2 separate regions of the Mus musculus genome follow, and region 2 is linked to region 1. The links are chromatin loops, found by intact Hi-C in ENCODE. Cell type or tissue: gastrocnemius. All regions are shown on one strand. Each heading gives the region's core, and the rest is flanking DNA. Links, peaks and the distances in the headings are about the cores only.

Region 1 (11,987 bases), core at 3,268-8,267:
AGAATACACAAATAAAGAGCTTAATCATATTAAGGAGAAAGAACTTAAGCCCAAGGAAACACAAGATAAGGCTGACGAAGATGATGAAGATGATCCAGGACTTGAGAATAGAGTTCAATAAAGAAAGAGAAATGTTAAAGAGGACTCAAGCTGAAATAAAGATGAAATTGAAAAAGTTAGTAACCCAACTGGAACACTGCAAGGAAAGCCTTGTAAGTAGAATGAAGACAGAGTACCAGGACTCAAAGATAAAGCAGAAGATTTAAAGCAGATAAGCAACAACAACAACAACAACAAAAACACTTTAAAACATAGGAAAGAAAATATGGGACACCATGAAAAAACTATATCTTTGAATACTAGTCATAGATAAGGCACAGGAATCCCAAGTCAGTGCCATAGACCAGATCTTCAATAAAATCATAGAAGAAAACATCTCCAAACTAAGAAAAGAACACACCCACACAGATACAAGAAGCATACAGGATACCAAATAAACAAGACCAGAAAAGAGCATCTCATAGTCCAAACATTAAATATACATAACAGAAAGTGTATTGAGATCATCAAGAGAAGAAACACAAGTCACATATAAATGAAAACCCATTAGAGTAACAGCTGATTTCTCATTGGAAACTTTGAAAGCCAGAAGAGTCTGGAGCAATGCTTTCAAAGTCCTAAAAGACTGTGATGGGAAACCGAGACTAATATACCCAGCAAAACTATCTGCCATAGCTCAAGGAGAAAGCAAAAATTCATAATATAAAAAGTCTTTTAAAATTATACCTAAAGGGCTCAGCAGTTAAAAGCACTGACTGCTCTTCCAGAAGTCCTGAGTTCAATTCTCAGCAACCACATGGTAGCTGAAAACCATTTGTAATGGGATCTGATGCCCACTTCTGGTGTTTGAAGACACCTACAGTGTACTCATCATATACATAAAATAAATAAATAAATTTTAAAATTACACCTAAAAAAACAAATACAAAGGAAATTTAGGAAGCAATATTGTGGGCTGAAAAGAAGAATGAGCACAGCTAATAGACTGTGGAAAGAAATACAAATCCATGATTACCAACAACACAGTGATCACAACTAGCATACATGTTTCAATAACAACTTTAAATACAATGGCCTCAATTCTCTGATCAAAAGACATAGGTTGACTGTGTGGATCAAGAAACAAAATCTGTCGGTTGGTCTACAAAGAACACAGCTTTCAAGATAAAAACTGCCTTAAAGAATAAACAAACATGCTCTAATCAAATGGAGCCAGGAAGCAAGCAGGCATTGTTATCTTAATATCTGACAAAATAGACTTCAAGTTGAAATTAATCAGAAGTGATAAAGAGAAACACTTCATTCTTATCAAGGGAGTAGTTAACTAAGAAGACATTTTTAAAAATGCACTACTGGATTTAAAGACACAGATTAAAACCAGTCATCAATAGTAAGTGATTTCAACACCCCACTTTCTCCAGTAGACAGGTCATCTGGACAAAAAATAGACAAAGACACATCAGAATTAAATGATATCATACATAAAATGAGAAAGAGGCAGAGAGACAGAGACAGAGAGAACTAAATGGGAATGGTGTGAACTTTTGAAACCTCAAGCCTACCCAAACTGATGCACCTCCTCCAACAAGCCCACTTCCCAAACATTTCTACCAACTGAAAAGCATGAAATCAAACACCTGAGCCTATGGGGGCCATTCCCATTTAAACCACCACAGATATATAACAGTGAGGAGATTGAAACGATAATTAAAGAACCTTCCAGCAAAGAAAAAGTTCAAAGCTAGATGATTCACAACATAATTCTATAAGACATTTAAAGAAGACCTTTTTCTTTTCTTTTTTTATTAAATATTTTCTTTATTTACATGTTAAATGTTATTCCCTTTCCTGGTTTCCCCTCTGAAAACCTCCTATCCTCTCCCACCTCCTCCTGCTCACCAACCCGCCCACTCCTGCTTCCTGGTCCTGGCATTCCCCTATACTAGGGCATAGAGCCTTCACAGGACCAAGGGTCTCTCCTCCCATTGATGACCGACTAGGCCATCCTCTGCTACATATGCAGCTGGAGTCATGGGTCTTTCCATGTGTACTCTTTGGTTGGTGGTTTAGTCCCTGGGAGCTCTGGGAATTCATATTGTTGTTCCTCCTATGAGGCTGCAAACCCCTTCAGCTTCTTGGGTACTTTCTCTAGTTCCTCCATTGGGGACCCTGTACTCAGTCCAATGGATGGTTGTGAGCATCCACTTCTCTATGTCAGGCACTGGCAGAGCCTCTCAGAAGACAGCTATATCAGGCTCCTGTCAGCAAGCTCTTGCTGGCATCCACAATAGTGTCTGGGTTTGGTGGTTGTATATGGAATGGATCCCCAGGGGAAGCAGTCTCTGGATGGTCATTCCTTCAGTCTCTGCTCCACACTTTGTCTCTGTAACTCCTTCCATGGGTATTTTGTTCCCCCTTCTAAGAAGGATCAAAGTATCTACACTTTGGTCTTCCTTCTTCTTGAGTTTCATATGTTTTGTGGATTGTAGCTTGGGTGTTCTAGGCAATGCTTTTTAAACTATTCAAAACCAGAAGCCGAAGGATCTCTCCCAAATGCCTCCTATAAAGTCAGTGTCACTCTAATATCCTAGTCAGGTAAAGGCACAAGGAGATAAAAGCTCAGGCCAGTCTGTATTCCTAATAAGTATAAACTCAAAGGTGCCCAATAAAATACTTTCAAACAAAATACAGATACATACCAAAAGCATTATCCACCATGAAAAAGTTGGCTTTACCCTTGAGATTCAAGGATGAATCAATACACACAAGTTAATAAATGTGATAAACCACATGGATATAAAGATAAAAATCACATGGTCACATCAATAGACGAAGAGAAAGCCTTTGACAGAATCCAAAGTGACTTAATGATAAAAGTCTCAGAGAATAGAAGACTGGAGGGAACCTTCTTTTAACATGATAAAAGCTATCTATGAGAAACCCACAGCCAGCATCATTGAAAATGGAGAAAAACAAAGCAATCCCCCTGAAGTCAGGAACAAGTCGAGGCCATCTACTATCCTCATTTCTTTTCAATATTAGATTTGAAGTACTAGCTGGAGCAATAAGTCAAGAGAAAGAAATTAAAGGCATACAAATAGGGAAAGAAGTCAACTGTCCATATTTGCAGATGACATGCCAAATTAGAGATCCCAAAAATCCTACCAGAAAATTTCTACAAATGATAAATCCAACAATGTGGCAGGATACAAAATCAACTTTCACAGATCAATAGTTTTCCTATACATCAACAACAAACATACAGAGAAGGCACTCATGGGCACACTCCCATTCACAGTAGCTTTAAAGAAAGGAAAATATCTAGTAATAAACCTACACAAGGAAGTGAAGAGTCCTACAGTGTCGATTTTAAACCTCGAAAGAAAGAGATAGACAAAGACACTACAAAGTAGACAGATACCCCCATGCTCTTAGGTTGATAGAATTAATATTTTTTGAATGATCCTTTTACCAAAAGCTATATATAGATTCAATTCAATTCCAATCAAAATCCGCATCTCATTCTTCATAGAAAGATAAAAAAAAACAACTATCTTAAAATCTACATGGAATTACATATGAATTTGTGATTCCATGGACAGCTAAAACAGTCCTGAGCAAAAAGAACAGTGCTGGGGGTAGGGACTACTATTCCAGATTTTTTTTTAAGATTCTTTAAAAATTTTTATTTTATGTATGAGTGCTCTATCTGCATGCCAGAAGAGGGCACCAGATTCCATTACAGATGGTTTGTGAGCCACCATGTTGTTGCTGGAAATTGAACTCAGGACCCGTGGAAGAGCAGCCAGTGCTCTTAACTACTGAGCCATCTCTCCTACCCCACCATTCCATGTCTTAAGCTATATTCCAGACCCAAAGTAATAAAAATTATATGGTACTGGCACAAAAACAGACATGTAGACCAATGGAACAAAATTGAAGGCCCAAACATGAGTACAGGTGACTTCAGCCATTTAACATTTAGCAAAGAAGCCAAAAACATGCGCTGAAGAAAAGAAAGCATCTTCCACAAATACCGCTGGGGAGATGGATGCCCACACACAGAAGGATGAAATTAGACCCAAATCTATCACCTTGTATGAAAATTAACTGCAAATAGATCAAAGACCTAAGAAACTTGAACACCAAAACTTCTAGAAGAAAACACAGGCAGTACCTTACATGATTTACATGATATAGGTGTAGGAAAGGACTTTGTGAGTAGCACTCATTTGCCCAAGAGTTAAAGTCAACAACTTTGCCATAAAACTAAAAATCTGCACAGCTAAGGAAATAATCACCCTGGTGAAGCGGAGGCCCACAGAGTGTGGGGGAATTGTTGTCAACTATGCATCTGACAGAGGATTAATATCCAGAATATACAAAGAACTGAAAAAGAAAGGAAGGGAAGGAGGGAGGGAAGGAAGGAAGGAAGGAAGGAAGGAAGGAAGGAAGGAAGGAAGGAAGGAAGGAAGGAAGGAAGGAAGAGAAGGACGGACCCATTTAAAAAATGGACCTGGAACTTGAACAGAAAGTTCTCAAAATAAAAAAATAAAATAAAAGTGGATAAAAATATCTAAAACAGTATTCAGCATCTCTTTAGCAATTATGAAAATTTAGATCAAAACAACTTTGAGATCTTCAATCTTATCCCAGTGGGAATGGCAAAGGTCAGCAAAACAACTAACCACAAATGCAGGAGAGGATGCCGGAGGAAGGAATCCCTCATTCTCTGTCGGTGGGAACCGGTGTGGAGCATCCTCACAAAGCTAAAAATAATCCTACCATCTGATCCAGCTCTAACACTCCTTGGCACACGCCCAAAGCACTTGCTGTCCGACTCCACAGGCATTGATTTGGCCATGTTCATTGCTGTTCTATTAATAACAACCTAAATACCCTTCAAAGATGAATGGATAATGACAATGTGGTGTGCGGTCCCCTGCCCCTGATCATCCAGAGGCTCGGGATAAGGAGGAGCTGGGCAGTGGGGTTTCAGGTGGGGGTGAGTGTGAATGACCTGTGAGACTGTTTTAGAGAACAGCTTGTTTGTTGAATTAGTGGGGCTGGCTTATATAGCTCCAGTCAGGGGAGGGGGGCGGGAAGAAAGAGGGAGGGCAAGGGGGAGGAGCTGCAGCAGAGGCAAGGGCCTTCCGAGAGCATCAGCTACATTAGCAGACTGCCGGTCACATGATTCTGAGAAGCCAGTTCTCTGGAGGGAAACAGTGGCCTATCTGGCTTTATGGAGATGTGGCTTTTGTCTCTATGGAGGTGAGTAGGTCCAAGCCTCATCAGGGTAGAGAGAGATCCCATTCCTGCTCTGTTCTCTGAGAGATGTCTGAGGTGTGAGCAATGTTCTACCATCCCTTATCTGGTCTGGGGACCCACACTGTAGTATACATACAGTGTATATGTATTCAGCTGTAAAGAAAGATGATATCAAATCATGAGTTTCGCAAAGAAATTAATGGAACTAGAAAAGATCGTAGTGAGCTAGGTAACCCAGACCCATAAAGACGAATACCAAATGTTCTCTGTCATCTGAGACTTTCAGCTCAACGTCTTCAGATGTGAGAACATATCTTAAAATAAATGCAGAAACCAGAAAAGTAAAAAGAAAAGGGGGCCACTGTTGGTGATCAGGCAATAAAGAGGGGATACCAGGGCACACGTGATCTGACTGGGCAAAGTGGGAGGGGGTGTCTAATTAGAGAGGGAAAGGGAGACAAATACAGGAGAGAGAGGAGGGTAAAATAACAGTTAGAATGTCTGAGGAATTATATTGTTAAGTATCTACCATACACTTAAGTCTGTATATAAATACATAGTTTAAATGAAAATTTCCCACCTGGGCTGATAATGCTTCCTTCAAGAGCTGAAGACTATCAACCAAACCCCCAGCATCAGGCATGAGAAGCCCTCTGTTGAGTTGGTAGGCAGGGTTCTCCAAGAGTCTCCAAACATTACAGACTGTTGCTGCTGCCCTTGGTTGCCCTCTAGAGGTGGAAGGTAAATCACTGTTGTTCAGACACAGACGCGGAGCCCCTGAGCTGGAACTTGTAAAGCTTCCTCCTTTGAGGACCAGAAGGCACCATGAAGCTTGCAAAGGAAGAACGGTCCTACCCAACGGCGATGCCTATGAACCACAATACCAACCAGCGTGGCAAGAGAACACCAAGGGTACAGCAGTGGCACACAGACCTTGGCAGTAACCAGCAGCTCTCCCATTGGTCTTAAGACCAGCTCAACAAGGGTGAAATCATGCCTGGTGGTTTCAGCCAACTACTCAGGCCTCATGAAGTCATGGATGTTAGAGAAGTACTTTACTAAACCAGCGGAGTCCCTAAGGACACTCTAAGTATCTGTCCTTAGATATGTAGATAAGGGTAGTCCTCATGCTTTATCAAGGAAAATTCTCTTTGCAACGGACAGAGACCACTGCAGAAAACCACAACCAATCAAAATGCAGAGTTGTGGAGTCCAGTCCTAACTCATACATCTATGAAACACTCCTAAGACCCAGGGATCCTTTTGGAAGAGTAAGTGGAAGGATTGCGTGATGGTTTGAATAGGTACGGCCCCCACAGACTCACGTGTTTGAACGCTTGGCCCATGGAGAGTGGCACTAATAGGAGGTATGGCCTTGCAGAATAGATGAGGCCTTGTTGGAAGAAGTGTTGCACCAGGGCTAGGGAGGGTCTGATATAAGTTCAAGCTACGCCCAGGAACAGTTTTCTTCTGCTGCTTTCAGATCAAGATGTAGAACTCTCAGCTCCATCTCCAGCGCCACATCAGCCAGTATGCTGCCATGATTTCCATCATGACGACAATGGACTAAACCTCTGAAACTGTCCTTTGTTCTTGCGCGCGCCCGACTTGACCAACAAGAACGATCTTGTGCGCGCCGCACTCGACCAGCAAGAATGACGCTGCAACAGGATCCTTCTGCACACGTTTATTGGGAGAGCTTGATTGCAGAGGTGAAGAGACCCCAAGCCCAGAACTGGTGCTGCTTTTATAGGCCTAGGAGAGGCGTGTCTCACACCCGGATTGGTTATGCACTACACCTCATTTGCATGTTCCTCATCTGATTGGCTACTCTCTCTCTCTGTACCTCACAGAGCCTCATTATCATACCTCATTTGCATGTCTCACATCTGATTGGTTATACTTTCAAAGCCTCATTATCATGCCCGGGCCAGGCAGTGTCTTTGCAAAAAACTTTACTGCATATGTACACATTGGTTGTTTGTCCAAACTTATGCGTGGTGGCCAGCAGTAGTCAGTGCCACTCTGCAACGGCACATGTGGCTTCCCACAGAACGACACTGCAACAGGATCCTTCTGCACACGTTTATTGGGAGAGCTTGATTGCAGAGGTGAAGAGACCCCGAGCCCAGAACTGGTGCTGCTTATATAGGCCTAGGAGAGGCGTGTCTCACACCTGGATTGGTTATACACTATGCCTCATTTGCATGTTTCTCATATGATTGGCTACTCTCTCTCAGTACCTCACAGAACCTCATTAACATACCTCATTTGCATGTCTCACATCTGATTGGTTATATTCTCAGTACCTCATTAACATGCCCGGGCCAGGCAGTGACTTGGCAAAAAGCTTTACTGCATATGTACACATTGGTTGTTTGTTCAAACTTATGCGTGGTGGCCAGCAGTAGCTAGCACCACTCTGCAACGGCACATGTGGCTTCCCACATCAAGAGCTGCCTTCATCGTGGTGTCTCTTCACAGCAAGAAAACCCTAAGTCAGACTGTAAGAGCTAGGGGATCAGGGAATTTTCTGTGAGATAGTAGGTGGGTGATAGTGAGCATTAACCATACCCAAAGAATTACAGACAAGCAAGGAATTCTGGGAGTGGGAGAAATCTTCAGGAACCAGCACACCAATGGTTCTCAATCAAATGATTAACCCTGAAAATATACATACAAGTAATATTATACAGACTGAGGAGGCCATATTTATGTACTTAGTAACTTATATATATACATATGTATATGTATATATATATATATGTGTGTGTGTATATATATTTGTGTATCCCTATATATGCATATATAATATATGTATATATTTCTAAATGTATAAATACATGTCACATATAAATATCATGTGGTAGTTTTTCTTTGAGACCCTAAGAAAAAGGAATTCGACTGAACATTACATACTAGAGGCAAAATTCAACAGAGTTTCTTGGTCTTGGTTTCCTTGTCTCATTAGGATAGCAAACAACAGGTGATTTCTAAAGTGCAGTCCAGGATCCTTCTGATAACATCTAGACAGAGGCACATTTGGAATTGTTCAGTACCACATGGCTCAATTTTGCTAAGCAAACTGAAAGAGGCTTCTGTGGAGAATAAGAGTCTTGGAGGAACTTAAGGGAAAAACCAATAGAACTCCATGGTGACCCCAATGTCAGCCCCCTTGACAACCGTTCAGCTACAGAAACCGAGGCAGCAGATGTGACGCCTCCAGATGGCAGTGTGAGCTCAGCGTGGTTGGAGAGTCGCAGTGCCCTGCTGATATCAAGGATGAGCGACAAGGGGAGATGTTCTCAGACTGAATGCAACAGAATATTTAAGACAATGCAACACACCTCCGAGGAGTGTGAGCATGAAGAGATTTTTGGATGCTAGATTAGGAAATGTTTTTCTAGGGCTTAGTAGATGAGTCCATTGCTGCAGTGCCTGCGGCACAAGCTTAAGACCCTGAATTTGAGCGTCCTGGTTACACAGAAAGCCTAGGCCTGGGTATATAACCTTGGCACCGGGGAAACAACGTGGACAAGTGGATTCCTAGAGCTCACTAGCCAGTTTAGCCATTCCAGGTTCAATGGGATACCCAATTTTAAAAAGGTGCAGAGTCACCAAAGAAAGTATTAGCCTTAACCTCTGGCCTCCACAGGCACCTGCACACCCCCTACACACATACCTTGTCATTCAGGACCTCCTCCAAGTGACTGGCACCATTTTCTGGAATTCTGCTGGGCCGGCTGGCAAAAGATTATCATAGTTGGGCAACTGACTGCTTACCTTCCCTCTTAAGTCCCTTTCCTGAGTATCCGGCCATCCTTCCTAGTCAGCTGGATGTAATTCTGCCCTAATTGCACATGCCTTGAGGTCTTGGGGAGGACAGAAATACTAATGTAACCTGTACTCTTCTGCCGTAATTGAGTGGCAGACACAGTGACAAATAAGGGAAAGATTTGACAGAATAGGATATGCCTGACTCTCAGAAGAGAGAGGAGAGGGAAGCTACTTAAGAGAGAGAGAAAAGAAGGAAGAAGGCAGTTTTACTGGGACAGACAGGTTATAGAGAAAGAACATGCTAGACACAGGTGAAGATAGAATAAGCCAGAGAATGAGAAGGAGCCAGAAGATTAGAACAAATTGCCAGAGTTAATATGAAGCCAAGCAGAGCAACTCAGTGAGAAGCTGAGAGAAGCCAGACTGAATCAGTCAGCTTGAAGATGCGTCTACATGAAGGACAGGCTCATAGCATCTGCGGAGATTTTATAATAAGGCCTCTTCTTCCACCAGGAGGCTCCCCTCCCAGAAATGAGAGGAGAGAGGCTTGTTATAGAACCCTTTCTGTGTTGGGCCCTGGCTGTTTTCTGCAATTACAAGAGCTCAGAAGGCTTTTGTTTTTGAGCCTCTCTACTGAGTCATATGGTCCACCAACTCACGCTGATATGTCATGGAAGGAGACAAAGTTATCACACAGCAGAGATGCCTGAACACCCATATGTATTGCGGCACTATCCACAGTAGCCACACGACACCAAGAGGTTCTAGTGGAATCAGGCATGTGGAATTCCATACGCAGTCAGCTTAAACTCCCATCAGTGCATCACAACTGGATAGCCTGGCACACAACTACACACATGCACACATATAGTAACTCAGCCATAAGTAAGAATGAAACCACGTGGTTTTCAGGAAAGGGGGTGGAACTAGAGATCAAGTTGAGCGAAATGAGACAAACTCAGAAGGACAATTGCCACGTGATAAGGAATCTAGATTTTAAAAAGAAAACATGAAAGTGTGAGAGAGATTTTAGGAAGAGCAAGAGAGCCAGGAGATGGGGGCAAGGGTGATGGAGCAGGAATATGATCAAAACGTGTTATGAATGTGTAGGAAAGTCACAATGAAACCCCTTATTTTAGGTGGATCCTCCGCTGGGCATGGCTGCTTGGGGAGGCAGAATGTGGAAAGTTTGACCAAGCTTACCCGACCCTGGGCTGTAGGGAAGCGCGGAGACGCCCTCCTGGGGCAGGAAAGCACAGTCTGAGATGCTGGAAAGTCTGAGTTGGTTCAGGGGTCTCCAGGCCTGCGATGAGGCCAGGGTCATGGGATTCTCAGACTCTTGGACATCCAGGTGCCTCTGGGAGTGGCAGACAAGAATGGAGTCAGGGTTTGAGGCCTGGGGACAACGTCTAGCCTGGGGCTGAAGAGATGGCTCAGTGATTAAGAGCACTGGCTGCTTTTCCAGAGGTCCTGAGTTCAATTCCCAGCAACCACATGGTGGCTCACAACCATCTGTAATGGGATCTGATGCCCTCTACTGATGTGTCTGCAGAGAGCAACAGTGTACACATATAAAATAAATCAGTCAGTGAAAGATTCTTCTGAGCCCTGGGTAAATACGTTTCTGTAAATAAGTCAGACCACTTTCCCCATTGTTCATCCTTGTCCCAAACATTTAAAGCTACTGTACAACACTGCTCTAAGGTGGCATCATTGAACATAATCTGCTGAGTTAATTCTTTACCCAGCACACTAACCTTCACCTAGCAACTGATTCCTGGCAATGTTAATGCCTCTCGAGTCCTATTGCATTGCTCCATAGCTCTTCTCTCCACCGTATCAACCATTGTAGTTGAGGGCCAGGTCGTAAGATGGCTGACATGAAATCTTTCCAATCTTTTGGAATTATACCATTTTGCATGGGCCAGTTATTAAGCATCTGTTTCACATAAGGTGATTGTATGCCATAAGCTACCATTGCCTCTTTAAATCTTTTTAGATCTAGCATCTCTATGGGCTTCTATCCAAAATCTTCACAGCCTTGTATGTTTCTCTCACCTGGAGCTGTCTTATTGTAGTTGAAAGAGAAAGAAAAAAGAAAGAAAGAAAGAAAGAAAGAAAGAAAGAAAGAAAGAAAGAGAAAGAAGAGAAGAGAAGAGAAGAGAAGAGAAGAGAAGAGAAGAGAAGAGAAGAGAAGAGAAGAGAAGAGAAGAGAAGAGAAGAGAAGAGAAGAGAAGAGAAGAGAAGAGAAGAGAAGAGAAAAAAGAAAAAAATCGTTGTTGGTCTTCTAATGGGACTAGACTGCCACCCTGAAATATCACCACTAGGTGGCAGCATAGGCTTTCGATTGGATTTCTCAGACCTAGCAAGACAATTCTTTTTCTGATTTGAAAAATCCTCTAATTTCTGTTTTATTGCTTTTAATCTAGCATTCCATCTCTCAGTTCTTTCCTTATTTAATTCTACTTTACTTTTATCTTTCTTAGAACGGACATAAAAAACTGCAATTATTACCAAACACATAATTAGATCTATGTTTATAATTAAAACAAACCTATACAGGGTCCAAACACCCTCTGACAGTGTTTTCCATTTATTTTTAACTCCTTCCCTACTCTTCCTTCAGAGACTTCACTTTATTATATTTAAACTTAGTATTTCTTTCTTTGACGGTCTATAGTTTCCTATTTTCAGTGTTTATGCACACTTACAAAATATTTCCAATTACTTCTCTTTTACCACTTTCAATCTTTGATAATTATTTCTGTACTTAAGTTTCTTTAAACTCTGTCCTCTGCAAATTGCCCGTTCCGAACATGCATTACTGATTCTGAGATCTTCAGCCTTTGTTTCTTTCTAGAAAGGTGCAGCTCCAGGTACGG
Region 2 (11,987 bases), core at 2,627-7,626, 170 kb before region 1:
TCGTAACGTGATAGTGATGTTTCTAGTATTGATTTTAAGGAAAATAAATTGTTTAAAATTGGGTCTTGCTTTCCAAAAGTTATAGATATATGCTAATATTGCAAAAGAAACTTAAAAATCATGGTTAAATTTGCCAATGTTCCATTGACTGCAGCTTGCAGTTTGATTACAAATGTAAGATCTTTAATTCACCTGTATATTGTAATTAGGATAATTATAAGAGTAATCATCTTATGAGAGTGCTAATACAGCTCATTTCATACAAAACTGGGACAGAGTTATCTAGCTAGTCTTTGTGCATAGATTAGACCCTCAAACAATCAGTTTGGCTATAGCTGCTGCCTGGCAGGAAACTGCAGTACGGGCCATTTTTTCACAACACCAAAGTTGTGAAGAACGTTTTAACTGTAAGTCATCTTAAGAAAGAGTATCAAAAATTAGAGGCATAGACAGTTGAATTGTTCTTCTAAAATCGGTCCTTATTGCAGGAGGGCCAAGATGCTCAGATGAGTTAATGCAGGGCTCAAGACAGCCCCAGGGAAGCTTGTGACCTTCTTTTGTTTTGCAAACAGTGCCTGGGAAAGTTTTTCCCTGTGTTCAGGGACAGCCTGAGCTTGCTTCCCTGACGAGATCCCCCACCACCACCACACACACACACACACACACAAAACACCGAGATCAAGATCCTCGCAAAGTGGGGGATGGGTCTCCCCACTTTAAATTCAAGACCCTACAATTAGAGATCGAGCCTTGATCAGAGAACTTTGTCTTGGCTCATTATTTTTCTTACCATCCTTCCCATCCACCTCCAGCTTTCCTTTCAGGATGCCAGGAACCTGGGGCTGCTGGCCGCTACATTTCACCTCAAAGGCCCCATTCCTCAACACCGCCTTTCTGTATTAGCTTACTTTTCCCTGATATTATGATAAAATATTCTGACAAAAAAAATCTTCAAGGGAAAAGGTCTCATCTTGGCTCGAAGCTCAGAGTTCCAGGCTATCCTTGCAGGGAAGTGACAGCACCAGGAGCTTGAAGCAGCTGAGGTCGCCTCACATCCAGAGTAAAGAAGCAGAGAGCAAAGTGCGCAGGGGCTCAGCTCACGTTTTCCTTTTTATACAGTAGGTGCATCTCACCCCACCTCATCCCAATGAGAATGTCCCCACAGGAACTTCCAGAGGCCCATCTTCCAGGTAGCTGGATGTCTTCTCAAGTTGACGCTTGAGGTTAGCCATCACAGAAGAGTGGGAAAGCTCTGCTCCAGAGCCCAGGTGCTTTTTTGGTTAATACAGGTTAGTGTATCCCAAAAGGCTTCCTGCGATAGGCCTGTTAGCTCAAACACAGAGGTGGACAATGAATAGCCATGAAGGAATCTGAAGATAGCTGCAGATCATCCGGCCCTAGATCTGCAAAATCCCCACCATTTCACAGTCACTGAAGTTCAGCCTTTCACAAAGCTCACTTGTTCAAAGACCCTCCTCCAACATCACAGCTTGTACTTGCACGGAGACCAAACCTTATTCTAATGTTTTATTTCATGTCCCTTGGATCTGATACAGATGAGACTAAATCATAAGCAGGAACGTGGAAGAGGAAAGAGGAAAAACTGATAAAGCCGTGATGGAAGAAACTTCTGGATCATGTCAGGTCCAGGAGCAATCGTGACCCAGATGTGGTTTCGTGGTGATATCTGAATGAACATATCAAAAATACAACTAATGGGGCAGGGGATTATATCATCCTCATTTGTGGTTTTCCTAAAATCAAGATTAGCATTATTTTAATCACTTAGGTATATACCAAGCAAAATACTAAATAGATTGGATGAATTTCCATATGTAAATGTATCTGTAACTATTTAGCGACCTGGCACACTTTCTTGTTGGTGTTGTTGAAGGTGAATCCCATGCAGCACCTCTGAGGTCGATGTGGTCAGGTTCACAGGAGGAACTCAAACAAGTCTGCGGTGAGAAGTAAAACCTAAGGGTTTATGTCCTGTATTTTGGCTGCTCTGGCACTGGCTGGTTGGTAGTTGGTACCTGGAAAAAAAAAAAAAAAAAAAAAAAAACCTTCCTCTACAGCCAAAGGGAATCTTTGAAGCAATGTCTTTTTTGTTCTATTTGATGAAATCACCTGTTTGATTGGGGGAGGTACCTTTTCATCTCTTGAGAGCTCACTGTGCAAAGCTGTGACCTGTACTGCTATTTTATTTGTGTTTAAAAGGCCCTTATAATAGTGTAGGATTCCCTTTGATCCAGCTCATATAATTATAGATTAGCTTTCATAAGACACTGAGCTCTTATTTTATAAGGCGATAATGGATGTTTTCCAAAAGGGACAGAGATTTAGAAGAACTAATGCAAGTGTCTTAGACTACCAAAGCCGAACACTTTAATTAACGTCGCTCGCTGATATCAGGTCCACAGGGGATGATGACAGATGCTGGCTGGGCTTCAGGATCCCTGTGAGTATGTACAATAACGACGGGGACCAGTCGTGAGGAGACAGATCAGCTTTATGTGGATGATTCAAAGGTTATATAGTTTTGGGGAGAGCCGGGGGCAGGACGGTGGGGAAGGACCATTGGCTGAAGGTTTAAGGAACCAAGATGCCTCATTAGCATGGGGAAGCATTTCAGAAATCTCGGGTCCCTGCTGAACGGGTTCTTATCAGGAGATAGGAAGCTGGACCTGTAACCTTAACCAAGGTTATGTGACATTTCACAGGTATAGGGGGTGGGGTCTGGGGGTCCCTCTGGCTGAGAAGAGGAAACCTCACTGACAAAGGAAGTCCGCCATTCTGTACCAAGCTCAGAAAGCTATCAGGGCAATGGTAGACTTCAACCTTAATTAGCAGGGCAACAGACCCTAAGTCTTCACCAAGGGATGGAGTGTGCAGGGGATAAAGTGCACTGGGAGGAGGAGCTCCTTAGGGATGGCCACAGCAGGCTTGATAGTAAGTCTAGAGACAACAGAGGGAAGGCAATGGCCCTATAGGCTCATAGGGAAAGGCAGTATGAGGAGATGTGGCCTTGTTGCAGTGGGTGTGGCCTTGTTGGAGGAAGTGTGTCACTGTGGGAAAGCTTTGAGGTCTCAGAAGCTCAAGCCCGGCCTAGTGCATCATTTTCTTCCTGCTGCCTTTGGTCTGGATGTAGAACCCTCATCTCTTTCTCCAGCACCATGTCTACCTGCACACCCCCACACTCCCCACCAAGGTAATAATGAGCTAAAGCTTGGAAACCGTTAAATGTTTTCCTTTATAAGACATTCCACGGGGGCTGGAGAGATGGCTTAGAGGTCATCTAAGACATCTTCCAGAGGTCCTGAGTTCAATTCCCAGCAACAACGTGGTGGCTCACAACCATCCATAATGAGATCTGATGCCCTCTTCTGTTGAGTCTGAAGACAGCGTACTCACATACATAAAATAAATAAGTAAGTCTTTAAAGAAAAAAAAAAAAACTTTCCATGAACTAGGCAGTGGTGGTGCATACCTTTAATCCCAAGGGCAGGAGTTCAAGGCCAGTCTAGTCTACAGAGCTAGTTCCTGGACAGCCAGAACTACACAAAAAAGTGCTGTTTCAAAAGCCAACCAACAGCTGGGTGTGGTGGTGCACACCTTTAATCCCAGCACTCAGGAGGCAGAGGCAGGCGGATTTCTGAGTTGGAGGCCAGCCTGGTCTACAGAGTGAGTTCCAGGACAGCCAGGGCTACACAGAGAAACTCTGTCTCGAAAAACCAAAAAAAAAAAAAAAAAAAAAAGCCAACCAACAAACAAATAAGTAAGAGTTGCCATAGTCATGGTGTATCGTCACCACAGTGAAACCCTATTTGAGGCAAGTCCCTCTAGCTTTAAATGTGTATATTAAAGATAGAGTCTTCATATGTAACCCTGGCTGGCCTAGAATTCAATACCTAGCCTAGGGTATCCTCTAACTCATAGAGATCTACCGGCCTCAGCCTCCCAAATTCTAGAGTTAAAGGCATGTCCCAGCATTACCTGGTTTGTTGTAATTTCAACACACACACACACACACACACACACAGTTTTGATAAATCATCCAAGCTAACCTTAAACTTACTCTGTAGCCCATGAAAGCCTTAGACTGGTGGCCTTAAACCTCAGCTTCAAAGTAGCCAAAGTTACAGCTTCCGGTCCCAGCTGGTGTCCCTATCTTCCATAAATCAACTTAGTTCTGATCGCTACATCCCTGAGCTATCTAGGAAAGAGCATCTTTCATGAGGCTCAGAATCCTGCAGGTCTGGCATCTCTGGCTGAGTGCCTTGAGCTACTTCTCTTCAATGTATTTCAATCATCATCTGTGGTTCCTTCATTCGCTAATCAGACAACGGGCTAGAGAGACTCCACAGTTAAGAGCACTTAATTGCTGGGTTCACAGAGGACTAGACTTTGGTTCTTAGCATGCATGTCAGGCATCTACACACATACACATGAATACAAATAAAATCTTTTATATACAAATACAAATAAAAGCCGAGCATGTGGCACACACCTTTAACCCCAGCACTCAGGAGGCAGAGGCAGGCGGATTTCCAGGCCAGCCTGGTCTACAGAGTGAGTTCCAGGACAGTCAGGGCTATAAAGAGAAACCCTATCTCGAAAAATCTTTTAACAACAGCAAAGCCCGTGCAAGAGAACACAAATGCAGCATTAGATAAGTACAAATGGCACTCAATTTTCTGAGACATTCGTTCTCTCAGGACTGGAAGACAGAATGGGGGCTGGAGAGATGGCTCAGCAATTAAAAGCACTGACTGCTCTTCTGAAGGACCTGAGTTCAAATCCCAGCAACCACATGGTGGCTCACAACCATCTGTAATGAGATCTAACGCGCTCTTCTGGGATGTCTGAAGACAGCTACAGTGTACTTATATATAACAATAAATAAATATTAAAAAAAAGACAGAATGGACTCAGTGATGCAATTATTGCTTTCTTTTAAAACAAAGAATCTTATGAATCCCAGTCTGACGTCAAATCATCTATGTAACCAGAAGATGCCCTTGAACTTCTCCTGCCTGTATCTTCCAAGTGGACAACCTTGTATGGGTTATGCAGTGCCTGGCAATATACCCAAGTCACCACACATTTGAGGGAAGTCCTCTACCAACTAACTCCATCATCAGCCTTAAGTATCGCAAATAACCAAACTGTATACACCGACTACTGAGGAGTTAGATAGAATCGGGTGAAAAAATAAACTTTATTTTCCGTTTTTTCCGTCCATGAAATCGGAATAATGCTACACCTAATGTTTTTCCACCAGGTGGCGCTACAGCCCAGGGAATCCACCTCATTGATTTGCGACTCAAAAGAAATGAGGTCTGGTCAAGTTTTCTTGAATTCAGCTCCACTCCTAATGTTGGATTTGGCTCCACCACCAGATTCATAGTAGCAGAGGCCAGCCTGACCTACCTCGATTAAGTAGCCGTGACTATTCCGGTACTCTGGCTGTCCAGCTCATGTCGGTAACCTCATTACAAAGGTGTAATGATGATGGGAGGGAGGGGGCTCTCTAAGCACTGCTGTGCCTTTCACAGATAATAATTATCAGCTTCTGTGTGCCATAAAAAACTTAGTTCAACTGTTTTCAATGATGTTCAACCGATTTCAATGGGCTGCTGATTTCCCTTTCAGTTGAGATAAGACAGTTTTCACACCAATTATTGCTGGTGTGCACAGCTATGCTTAATAGATATGGGACCCTGTAGACTTTGAGAGAATCGGGTTTCTCAGTTCAGGGAGAATATGAAAAACTGCAATCTGCCAGGACAGCTTCATCGTACCCCAGCTCTGTCACTTATGGGTTTCAGATGTTTTCTTTCCTGTTGAGAAAAGAAGGGTCTGGCTCTGTCTCCCAGGCTGACCTAGAACTCGCTCCTGCTCCTGCTCCTGCTCCTCCTCCTGCTCCTCCTGCTCCTGCTCCTCCTGCTCCTGCTCCTGCTCCTGCTCCTGCTCCTGCTCCTCCTGCTCCTGCTCCTCCTGCTCCTGCTCCTCCTGCTCCTGCTCCTGCTCCTGCTCCTCCTGCTCCTGCTCCTGCTTCTGCTCTCCTCCTCCTGCTCCTGCTCCTGCTCCTCCTGCTCCTCCTCCTTCTCCTCCTCCTCCTCCTCCTGCTTCTCCTCCTGCTCCTGCTCCTCCTCCTCCCCTCCCCCCTCAAATGTTGGTATTATAGGTGTGTGCCATCACATACAACTTTACAAAACTACAGATTTATTGACTCTCAACCAGGACTTCTTTCATTCATTGATTTCTGGTTTGCAAGTTTTGTGTTTGTTTGCGACCGAGTCTCACGTGTCCCAGGGTGGCCTCAAACTCCCTGAGTACCCAAGGATGAACGTGAACTCCTGATGGTCCCTATTCTACTTGAGTGCTGGAATTATAGGCGCTTTCTATCACATCTCATTTTGTTCGCCTCTGGGGACAGAGGCAAACAAAACCCAGAACTCTGTACGTTATAAGGCAAACATGCTATCATCTGACCTACATCCAAGCCTATATAGTTACTTAGACTTACTATAGATCCAGGAGGATCTCCTGCTCCAGCCTCTACAACCACAGTGTCCTATCACCATATCACCCACACAGCTCAAGCATTCTACCATCTGTCACACCTAGCTGAAGACTGCCAGGTAATGCAGTGCGTGCCTGTAAGCTCAGTACTCCAGAGGCTCGAGCAGGAAGACCTGGAATCAGGCTAGCTTGGACTCTATATGTATATTAGATTTTAAGGGGGAAAAAATTAACCTTTCGGGGCCCAAGGTTTTAACTTTGCCCCTGAAACTTGAAAGGCACAACATCACCTGGCGAGGTCATTAAATGTAAAATCTAATTCAATAGGTTTGGCGTGGACCTGAAATTCTGCATTTCACTTATTTCTCTGAAGACAGAGTCTCAGGTAGGTAAGCCATGTTGGTTTCAAATGCCCTTTATATAGCTAAGGATGACCTAGAAATCCTGACCCTCCTGCCTCAGTCCTGAAGCACGCTCTCTCTCTCTCTCTCTCTCTCTCTCTCTCTCTCTCTCTCTCTCTCTCTCTCAAACTAGTGATACTTTTTTTTTTTAAAATGTCTGAGTGTTTGCACACCTGCATGCCAGAAGAGGGCATCAAATCCCTTTATAGATGGTCGAGATTCACCGTGAGGCTGCTTAGAATTGAACTCAGGACCTCTGAAAGAGCAGCAAGTGCTCTTAACTGCTGAGCCATCTCCCCGCCCTCTTGCAGCTTCCTCATATAAGAGGTTAGTAGCTAATATTGAACATGGGAGATGCTTTTCTAAACTAAGAATTGAATAAACTATCTCTACATCAGTGTTGGGAATTTGATCTCTTCACTGATTAAAATCCCAGGTCCTCACACTTGCATAGCAAGCACTGTCCCCACTAGGATAGCCTGGAGCCCCCGTTTTCTTTGTGTTTGTTGAGATAAGGTTTCATGCCACCCAGGCTAAGCTTTGTTACATACCAGAGACCACACTTGAATTTCTTACCTTCCTGTCTTCACTTCCTAAGTGCTGGGATTAGTCTTGAACTAACATGCCCAATCTACATTTTTCTTGCAAGTTTTCCTTCCAATATCAAATAAGAATGGCTTTACGTACTTAAGAAGTAGAAAGAGAAGCTAGAAAACAAGCCACCAGTTGAACTATACTCTGTGGCCTATGGCTACCTTTTTAAAAGCCCCCCAGTTTTCTATGGAATAGCCCAAGCCACTCCCTTGAGCTGTGAATAAAAAATCCTTTTAGGAAGCTTCTGCATCAGAGAGTACTCGCAGCCCTTAGGGAAGATGCACTTTAGAAATGGGCAGTGTCCCTGCGAGGTGTTCTTAGAGTGCTGGCATTTTCTTCAATACGCTTTTGTAATAGGGGAAATTACTATTCCAAAACACAAGCTTTAAAGACCTGTTAGCACACTGTGGTCTGAGTAACCCTTGGAGACCATGCAATCCACTGGCTAGACAGCCTGGAAACAGCCACTCGACCAATCCACTGCCTGGAAACAGTCTTGGTCCAATCAGCCTCCTAGAAACACTACCCCAACCAATCAGGGGTTTTCTAAGAATTATTTTTCTGTAAAATCTGCCCCTTGTTGCCTGACAAACCGAAACCAGAATGATAAAATGTACCTGAATTTGCTTCTACACTGACTTTCTCAGCCCCAGATGGGCCGTGGCCAGCTTGACAGACAAGCATTCTCCCTTCAGTGGGGTTCCTGCTGCAACAAGTAATTTTTTTAAACCACATCATAATCATTTTGGGCTGAGGTAAGAAAGAGATTTCAAAATATATTATTGTAGTTGTTCCAATGTGGATTCATGTGAGGAAGTTTTGGTTTGGGGTGCAGTCCTGGCTACCCATGAGAGTGAGCTGCAGTGTTTTAAATCCCTGGTACCCAGACCGACTAAGTCTGAGTTTCTTCTCATTGCTGGTGACTGATTGGGTGTAGATTCAATCAGAGAAGTCTCACCACACTAAGTCTTAGCAGGATCAGCAAGCTCCCGGAGAGGTGGTTCCTGGTGAGTTTGCTTTGTTTTTGTTGTGTGTTGCATTGTAAGTTTTTCTGCCTGGGGACTGTAAATAGGAAGGAAGTTACAGAAAGACACCAATGGTAAGGGCAGGACTGGGTCATCTGAACTCACTGAGGGCATGTCGTGGTGGTGAGGTTTACGGTTGCCGTGTTGGAATGATTTTACCCTTCCTGTTATAACACCGTCATTTCACACCATTTGTTGGGGACCCTGGGTCTGTATTTAAAGTTTCATTCTACCATTCGCCTAAAGTCAATCAAAATGGGGAAGTGAGCATATATTTGGTGAGATATCATAGGGTAAGGAGTCAGCTTTGCGGTCGGTACGTTCACCATATACAGCAAACTAAGAGTTAATACAAAATGGTTGAGGTGACCCAATTGCAGACGCAGGGCTTCCTAAGAGGTGATCAGTAAGCTGCAGTGCCAAGTCTCAGAGAGGAGCCTGCGGCACTGTGTTCAAATGCATCCCCAGGACTGCTCTGCAACCAAAGAGATTGTTATCTAATCGCTTCTGTAATGTGGGTGAGCATTTCAGATATCGCTGTAGTCATGGAAGGTGTTGCTGGCTGTGTAGACTGGGAAGGAAGACTCTGGAGACAGGGCATAGAGAGAGAGAGTCTCTATACCTTTCTGGAACCATATGAAACAGAAAATACATCTCTATGGGGGTTCTTCTCTAAGGGGGTGCTTTCCTGAATTATTGAGATGGTAGGAGAAAAAAACTACATATATTCTAGCCAACTCTACCCAGTGTGTCATCAGGCCCTTTGGGTAGTGGAACTCCTTGGGGGATTATCAAGCCAGATCCCCTCACAACCTGGCTCTGGGAGTTATAATCCTAGTGCAGCCTGGTCCTTAGAAATCTTCACTAACCGGGCATGGTAGCATTTGCCTGTGATGATGAAGCTGGAGGATCCGTGTGAGCTCCAGGCCAGCCAGGGCCCTCTTACAAGAGTCAGGCTCTAAAATCAAAACAGGGCTGCCCAAGATGGCTCCACTATAAAGACACTTGTCACTAAGCCTAGCAACTTGAGTTTTATCCCTATAGTCACGTAATGGAAGGAGACAATCCATTCCCCAAACTGTCCTTTGACCTCTGTACAAGCACTGTGGGGTGTGCCCTACCCTTATGTGGTCTCTGTCTCTGTCTCTGTCTCTCTCTCTCTCTCTCACACACACACACACACACACTCTCTCTCTCTCTTATTCTCTCTCTCTCTCACACACACACACATGTTTAAACATTAAAACAAAAGTAACTCTCCAAGAATGATATAAAATAGGAAAAGAATTTTTAATAATTGTGGGGTTTTTTTGAGATTATAACATATCATTTCCCCCTTCACCTTTCTCCTCCTAAACCTTCCCAACCCACATTGCTCTCTTTCAAACTTATGGCTTCTCTTCCTTTAGTTGTTGTTCCACACATGCATACGTGCATAAGCACACACACACTTAAATGCATGAATACAACCTTCTCAGACTGAATAATGGTACTTGTATGTATGGTTTCAGAACTGACCGTTTGGTGATGGATACGATTGGTGTGCTCTTCCCTGGGGAAGACTATTTCTTAGTTGTCTATAGTTCTCTGTGAGGCACTGAAGTCTCCTGGGCTCCCACCCCCATCCATGTCAGTGAGGGAACAAATCTTTTGGGTTCAGACTCCATCTTAGAGAGTCTGACCTAAGGTTGAACTCAAGTTAAGTAATAGGCTACCCCCAAACAAGGCCTGTGTCTAGCACCAGTTTCCAGGTTATTCCCCAACAAATCTACACCCCCAGGTTACAAGCCCACTTCTAACATTTCACTTCTTAACAACCACAAATCAGGAGGAAAACAGAAGTTAGGTTTATGGTTTGGCTCCCAGCACCAGTCAATTATGTTAAGGCCATAATGGGCCCCCAATCAGAAGTGTATCAGGCTAAATGACCCTTTCTTGCCTCTCTACATGCTTGGCTGAAACTAGGCTCAGGGCTCCACCTTCCTGCTGTGTCAGGGTTGGCAGAGACCCTACTTCAATTACATTGAAATCCGCTTCTTGGTGGTCTTTTGGGGTTCACGGCTGTTTCCTGGCATAATTGTTCACATGTCTGTTGTTGCTCTAGTTCAGCTCCTTATTGGGCAGTTGTGTTGGCGCAACCTTATGAGTGTGACTTCTGCCAATACTAGAAGACATATCACAGCAAATTCCCTGCTGTTCTGGCTCTTACAGTCTTTGTGTGCCCTCGTCTTCTATGATATATCACAACTGAACAGGAGTCACATTGGAGGTTTATCCGTGGGACTGGGCTACACAACTCTACATTTTGATTAGTTTTAATTTTCTATAATGGTCTGTCTGTTGCAAAGAGAAGTTTTCGTAGTGGGAGGTGATGACTATATTTATGTGGGTAGACCCTGAAGAAGGATCAAGATTTTTTTTTTAATTGAGGCAGGGTCTTTTGTAGCCCAGACTAGCCTTAAGCTTTCCATATACCCAAAATCTACTGAGCCTTCTGGCTCAGCTTCTCAATTTCTGGAATTATAGTATGGGACCACAACTCCCAGTGTATGCTGTACGGAGAGGCAAGCCCTCTGCAGCTTAGCTACATCCCCATGCCTTAAGGAAAGGTTTCAAAAGATAATTATATTTACATTTTATTTTGATTTGTATGAGTTTGGGCCTACATGTCTGTCTATGTATCACATGCATCCCTGGTACCTTTGGAGACCAGAAGAGACATCAGGTCCCCTGGATTTGAGTTATGGGCAGTGCCAAGCTGTCATTTGGCACTGGGAACCAAGCCCAGGTCCTCTGAAAGAGCAGCCAGTGCTCTTAGCCACCCAGCATCTCAGCGGCCCTGCATCTGCATTACATCTTAGTTAGAACCGACTTTTCTTATTCACCTCCATTAACCTCAATAATAAAAGCAGACCCCTTGTACATGAAGAACATAGGGAAAATTTTGTTCTTCTGGTATTTAAAAGGTACCTTAAAACGTGTTAAAGGACCGAGGAGGGAGTTGAGTTGGTAGAGTGCTGCTCAGCAGGCATGAGGCTTTAGGTTCTATCCTCAGCAGTGATGAGCAGGCACGGTGGCACATGTCTGTGGTCCCAGCACTTGAGAGGTAGGGGCAGATATTCAAGGTCATCCTTGACTATAAAGGAAATTTGAGGCCAGCCTGGGCTACATGAAACCCCAAGTTTAAACAAGCAAAACCTTTCAAATAGATATATTAACTCTTTCAAGCCATTCCGCTATTTGTGAGATTTCATTGTTTTGGCCAAGAGATGGCACCTGCTTTTCCATCCAAGCTAACAATCACACACATATATACTGTTGGCCATCACTGGAAGGAGAGTGGGCAGGGAGTCAGCTCTTAGCAGAGTTCTTGCCTCGCTTGCAAAAAGCCCTGGGTTCCATACCTAGCCACGAACAAAGCTGGGTAAGGTGATGCAGG

The links. Hi-C counts contacts between places; a loop is a spot of excess contacts. Peaks named below come from ENCODE experiments on the same cell type or tissue, not always from the same donor. Only the 100,000 strongest peaks of a DNase experiment are listed, where the experiment ranks them.
Region 2: a loop joins it to region 1, with 7 times the contacts of the local background. A loop is called at or near these places in 28 of 42 quality-filtered maps.

What each region holds. Positions count from the first base shown.
Region 1 is chr4:33,118,766-33,130,752 of GRCm38, reverse strand. No RefSeq gene overlaps it. Among named protein-coding and RNA genes, the nearest start is that of Gabrr1, 7.8 kb to the left of the region's middle. In gastrocnemius, for the core only: a CTCF peak has its summit at 6,057 (motif pointing left); DNase peaks (open chromatin) are centred at 4,878, 5,184 and 6,067; H3K27ac peaks cover 380 bases.
Region 2 is chr4:33,286,286-33,298,272 of GRCm38, reverse strand. No RefSeq gene overlaps it. Among named protein-coding and RNA genes, the nearest start is that of Rngtt, 18 kb to the left of the region's middle. In gastrocnemius, for the core only: CTCF peaks have their summits at 5,284 (motif pointing right) and 7,117 (motif pointing right); a DNase peak (open chromatin) is centred at 5,301.